Regions from separate parts of the Mus musculus genome. Here region 2 is linked to region 1. The links are chromatin loops, found by intact Hi-C in ENCODE. Cell type or tissue: heart. All regions are shown on one strand. Each heading gives the region's core, and the rest is flanking DNA. Links, peaks and the distances in the headings are about the cores only.

What was found. Hi-C counts contacts between places; a loop is a spot of excess contacts. Peaks named below come from ENCODE experiments on the same cell type or tissue, not always from the same donor. Only the 100,000 strongest peaks of a DNase experiment are listed, where the experiment ranks them.
Region 2: a loop joins it to region 1, with 3 times the contacts of the local background. A loop is called at or near these places in 8 of 42 quality-filtered maps.

The regions. Positions count from the first base shown.
Region 1 is chr5:122,113,114-122,116,027 of GRCm38, forward strand. Ccdc63 (coiled-coil domain containing 63) reads right to left here. Exons shown (of 12, transcript NM_001384199.1): 9 at 21-95. It also overlaps a transcript of Myl2 not described here. Among named protein-coding and RNA genes, the nearest start is that of Myl2, 14 kb to the left of the region's middle. In heart, for the core only: a CTCF peak has its summit at 1,285 (motif pointing right); a DNase peak (open chromatin) is centred at 1,268.
Region 2 is chr5:122,342,937-122,345,850 of GRCm38, forward strand. Rad9b (RAD9 checkpoint clamp component B) reads right to left here. Exons shown (of 13, transcript NM_001382853.1): 5 at 1,262-1,361. Among named protein-coding and RNA genes, the nearest start is that of Rad9b, 9.8 kb to the right of the region's middle. In heart, for the core only: CTCF peaks have their summits at 1,536 (motif pointing left) and 1,750; no DNase peak of the experiment used is centred there.

The DNA.
Region 1 (2,914 bases), core at 121-2,620:
CCCTCCCCTTCTCAGCTCACCTCCATCTGTTTCAGGATGCTCCGGGTGCCCTCATGGGAGGTCTGCTGCTGTGACCGCAAGTTGATGATGTCATCCTGCTCAGACAGACGAGAACCAGTAGGAGAAGATGGGAGTTGCCCTCATCCACTGTATCCAACCCTACTCCATGTGGGGTAACCCATCAAGGAGTCGCCCCTGTCCCCACCTTCTCCTCAGGCATTCTATTCTTCATCCTCTGAGAATCATCTAGAACTATCTAGTGCAGTAGCTCTCAACCTTCCTAATGCCTCGACCCTTTAATATAGTTCCTTCATGTTGTGGTGACTCCCCAAACATAAAATTATTTCTGTCGCTACTTCATAACTGTAACTTTGCTACTGTTTTGAATTGTAATGTAAACATCTGTGTGTTCCAATGGTCTCAGGCGACCCCTGTGAAAGAAACATTCAACCCCCAACGGGGTCATGATCCACACGGGCTCAGAACCACCTAGAAAGAGAAGTCAGCATCATCTCTCACATCCTGTGTGCACTAACCGCGCCATGTCATGGCCACGCCTAGGTACTGAGAACTTGCAACATGGCACCAGAGACAGGGCAGCTGAAGTTTCTCTTGTATTACAGGGTAAAGAATATATTTGGACAACTAGTGGCTACTGCACTAGACCTGGCAGCTCAGTCTAGGGTCCCTCAAACTCTCCCAAGAATCTGAGTCACCCCTTCAGATGACCAGGCTCACTCCAAGTTCCAGGACTGGAGCGAGGCTAGTTCCCAGTACAGCTTGTCCAAGCTCCTTCACATAGCCCCTCCCACCCTCGGGTGCCATTTCAGGTGGAAATAATGGAAGATTTCAGCACAGGTGGCCACTCCAGTGAGGGGACAACCTTGCTAAGAGGTGACAGGTCAGCCACTGATAGTGAATTCACTAGTGGGGGATGATGGCTCACACACAGATGGCTAACTGCTGGTTAGGACCTGGACATCTGCAGTTTGGGGTGGAGAATTTCCCCAACAGACACTTGGGCTCCAACCTCTAAATTACAGTGCACTAAAGCAAACAAAACAAGAAGCCTGGGGTTCCTGTGCTATTCCCAACATCATGGTACAGATGGGGAAACTGAGGCCCACAGAGGGCAAGTCCACCTTATACCAAGCCCTCAAGGGTCAAGTGTGGATATTTCCACTCCAGTCATAGGTCACTCAGGGCTCCTCATCCATGTGCATCTGCATCCCACAGGGACTAGGGATATGCTCTGTCCTGGAGCAGCCTGGACCACAAAAATCATTCCTGCCATTCCACAGACAACCACTAGGGGGCAGTGGCGACACACTCACGACCCACTGTGGCCTACACAAATGTACCCCAGAGAAACAAAAGTTTGGGGATTGGTGTAGAACACTTTGATCTTTACTGGGCATGGTGGCACACACCTTTAATCCCTCCACTCAGGAGGCAGAGGCAGGCGGATTTCTGAGTTCGAGGCCAGCCTGGTCTACAAAGTGAGCTCCAGGACAGCCAGGGCTATACAGAGAAACCCTGTCTCGAAAAACCAAAAAAAAAAAAAAAAAAGAACACTTTGATCTTTATATGTTGACCATTACAGATCTTAATATATCAGAGAACACGGGCCTGTGACCCCCGTTCCTAGGTAGAGATGAAACTGGGTGTACCAGAGGGGGGAAAATAACCAAAAAACTTAAAAACCTGAATCCTAGTTTGAGCAGAGAAGTTTTCTAATGACTCATGCCTGAAATTTCAGCATCCCCCAAGCTGAGACAGGAGGATTGCTGCGAGTTGCAGACCAGCGCGGGCTACTGAGCAAGGCCTAGTCTCAAAAAAAAAAAAAAAAAAAAAAAAATGCATCAAAGCAAGAAAGCAGCCAAGTCTCTAGGATAACTGTCCTGGCAGGAGTGACGTCAGGCCGAAGAGTCGCTAAGTCCCTCCCCGTGGCTCGCAGACCATTGAGACAATGGGCCTCAGGAAAAGGCTGAAGCCTGGTGCTAGAGGGAGACTTGTCTCCTGAGGGGCTGGCTCTGTGGGTGAGGGGCTTGCTGCGCAAGTGTGAGGCCCTGAGTTCGAATCCGGACAACCTATACAAAGTCCGCTGTGGCGGTGCACATCAGTAACCGCGGCTCTCCTGTGGCGAGACCTGGCTGGATAGGACAGAACTCCCAGAATGGCAGGAGAGTTAAGGAAAAGGTCCAATGTACTCTGTCCTCCATACCCACACAAGAAGAAACAGGGTCATGATGTCATCGGAGGAGGAGAGGGCAGGGCTCAGTCAGAGGGAATCCTTGGAGGAGGGGCGTGGCACGGCTAGGCATGGCATCTGCTGGTGCGCTGGGTGTTCTTCCTGGTTCTGAGCCATAGAGACAGCAGTCAGCCTGTCTGGACTGGCATGCGGCATCGCGTGGTTTGGACTCTGTGAAGTGTTCCAGAAGCTGTTCATGTGAAGAGGCCCAGGAGCCAGGTAGGTGTGAGAAATTACAGATTCAGTGAAGGTAGCCAAGTGTCGCTCCTTCAGGACTGGCCAGAGCCTTTACTAGGCTGATGGGCACCAGGCCTGTCCAGGATTAAGCATTGACCATTTACGTCCCTTCCACTCTGAAGCCTTTGGTCAACAAAGGTGCTGGGACCTGAGTTTCATTCCCAGAACCCACCTGAAAAAAATACCTGGCCGTGATGGCATACATTTGTGTTTATATATGTATATATAATATATGTGATATATGTAGTATATAATCTATAATATATGATAGATATAATATATGTAATATATTATATAATGTATGTAATGTATTTGCTATATAGTATATGTATTATATTATATAACTATTAATTGTTATTAATTAATTATAAGTATTATTGATTAATATATTAGATATAATTTTTAAAAGATTTATTTATTTCATGT
Region 2 (2,914 bases), core at 184-2,683, 230 kb after region 1:
AGACCCTGATCCAGGAACATCCATCCACATGAGACCCAGCTATTTCAACAGATTAATAAATGCTTGACTTGTGAAGGCTCTACATTTGGGGAAACTTTGTTCCACGGGAATAGATAACAGATACTAATCTGTGTACCATACAGTATTGTTTCTGACATCCAAAAAAGAGGAAGCTATCTAAATTTCCCTTGTAAGGGCATCAGTAGGAAACTGTAGCTCAGACACACAATGTAAAGAAAACAGCAACTACTCAAAATAAGACTGATTTAAGTGAACTGATATAGAGTTCCTCACAATAGCTTAAGTTTCATAGGCAAGGCTAGGGTCAGAGAGATGGCTCAGCAGGTCAAGGCATTTGCTTGCCAAACCCGCTGGCCTGAGTGCCATCCATCCATCCATCCCCAGAACCCCTGAGGTAGAAGGAAAGACCTGACTCCTGCTTGTCATCCTCTGATCTCCATGCATGCGCAGTGGCACATGCATTCACACACAACTTGGGGGTGCTGGGGAGAAGTGTGCTGTAAGGAGAGGCACCAGATTGTTAACAGAGCTACCCTGCCACGTGAGCTACAGACATGGCAGAGGAGCCAGGTTCAAGTGCGAGTGGATGAGTGGACGTGCTTCAGGGAAAAGGGATTCCTTTTGTAATTTAAAAGAGCAGTAAGATAGAATAGGCTTTGCTCCAGAGTCATGCTAATTAACAGCCAATGCTGCAACTGAACTGAAAGAGCTCCTTTCTAGGACAATATTGCTCAGTCCATTTCCTAGAAAACAATAGAATAAGACAATCAATTTGCATAAAAATGTTCCAATGTCCTCAGGCTGCGAGTCCTAGGGCCTGTGTGAAGTTGTCTAGACGTGAAGTCTCACAACCGAGTTTCCTCTTTGGCTGGATTGAAGTGTGAAGCCTTGGGTGGTGTATTTCAGAGCTCTTGGCTAATAATTTGCTGCCTTTAAGCAGCTTGTCACCTGTCTTTCTAGAGTTTCCTCCTGACAATGTCAGTGATTGTTCTAAATCACGTGTTAGCCTTTTTAAAAAGCATAACTGGCTAGGAAGCTCTAGGAGGAAGTGGGAGTAAGACAGGGTGGTGAGTGTGGCCAAAGTGCAATGTACTCAGTGTGAAATGTCACACAGAACCCCAGCATTTTGTGTGCCGCCTTAAAAATAATCTTAAAAAGGAAAGACAAGCTCTGGGGTAAATTGTTCGGTGCACAAGCACGTTGTGTTCCGAAGAGAAAGAGGCATCAGGAGACCCTTTACCTTGGTTTAATCATCAGGATATTCGCACACAGACTCTTTTCGAAGATAATTTTCAAGGGCTGGCTGTCTTGGAAATACACATTGTGAGTTCTTTTAATACCTTAAAGAGAACAAAGCAAGCTCTTAATAACTATAAGTGCAAAATGAGCAGGCTTTAAAAGCCTGCCTTTCACAGCTAATTTAAAGCAATAAAATTAAAGTAATGTTTCCTGTGTGGCAGGTGCATACAACCTGCAGTGGAATGTGGCCCTAATCATGAAACGCGTTGTCGCCCCCTGGTGGACAAGGAGCAACATATCACATCTCAGCAAATTAGACCGGTCTCACCCAGCCCAGTGGTCTCAAACTTGATAGCTTAGAATAACTTTGAACTCCTGAAGCTCCGGCCTCTATTACAGGCATGCACCATCATGCTCAAGTACTAGAGGTCAAGCCCAGGACTTCTCCCATGATAAGCAAGCACTCTGAAAACTTAGGTCTAGCCCCTGAAAAGAAACGCATGTGAAACTGTAACTGGTACGACAGGTCATCAATCTACAAGGCTCTTTTTGAATATTTGATTCTGGACTAGTCTTTCTTTATAGGACTTCTAGCAGTTAGGCCTCTAAATCTGGTCAGTGATTTCTTTTTACTGTAGGAGAAATAGCAATATGGGTCAAGAGTTCCTGTCCTAAATGCTTGGCATTTCGGGGGCTGGAGAACTGGGTCAATATGACTATTGCCTTTATTTATGTATGTGCACTGCATGTCTATCTGTGCACTATATGTGTGCTTGGTGCTCTCAGAGGCCAGAAGAGGGTTCTAGATCCCGGGAACTGGTGTTCCCATCAGTTGTAAGCTCTGTGAGGACAAAAGAGATGGCTCAGACCATCTTGCCACCAAGACTGATGACTTTAGTTTGAACCACACCACACACCCGCACAGGCATGCACACACACACATTTTTTTTTTTAGTTTAAAAATTCTTTAAAAACTGCCAGACATGGTGGCACACACACCTTTAACCCCAGCACTCAGGAAGCAGAGGCAAGCAGATCTCTGTGAGTTCAAGGTCAGCCTGGTCTACAGAGTGAGGTCTAGTGCCAGCCAGAGTTAATCAGACCTGGTCTTAAATAAAACTTGACACATTTCTCAGGTTATATGTTTGGTGAGATTGTTTGCTGTTTTGTTTTACTGAACAACAAGGACTGGCTGACTGCCAGATGTGGCTAGAAACTTATTATGTAGACCAGGCTGGTCTCAAGCATTAGTAAATCTGCGTTTGCTTATGAGTGCTGAGTGTGAACTACCAAACCCAATAATTATTAACTTAATAAATATGCACATTTATGTATCATCAAATTTTGTTCATTTGGCTGTATAGCAAACCACTCTGAAATTGAGTTCCTTGGAACAGCAAACACCTGTCATTTCTCATTATTTTACTGAGTGGTTCTTGAAGTCTAACGTAGGCTTAGCTGTGGGGGATCATCTGAGGTGAGTTCATTGTCTGTCTGGGACCTCAGTGGGAGCAAGAAGGGTGGCTGAGGCCATAGAGTCTGCACCCAGAAGTCTATCCCTGGCTTCTTCTCTGACTGGTAGAGAAGTTCTGAGGCAGTGTTGACAATGACACTTGGGAGGCCCAGGCGAGGAACCTAGGCAAATCACTGCTGG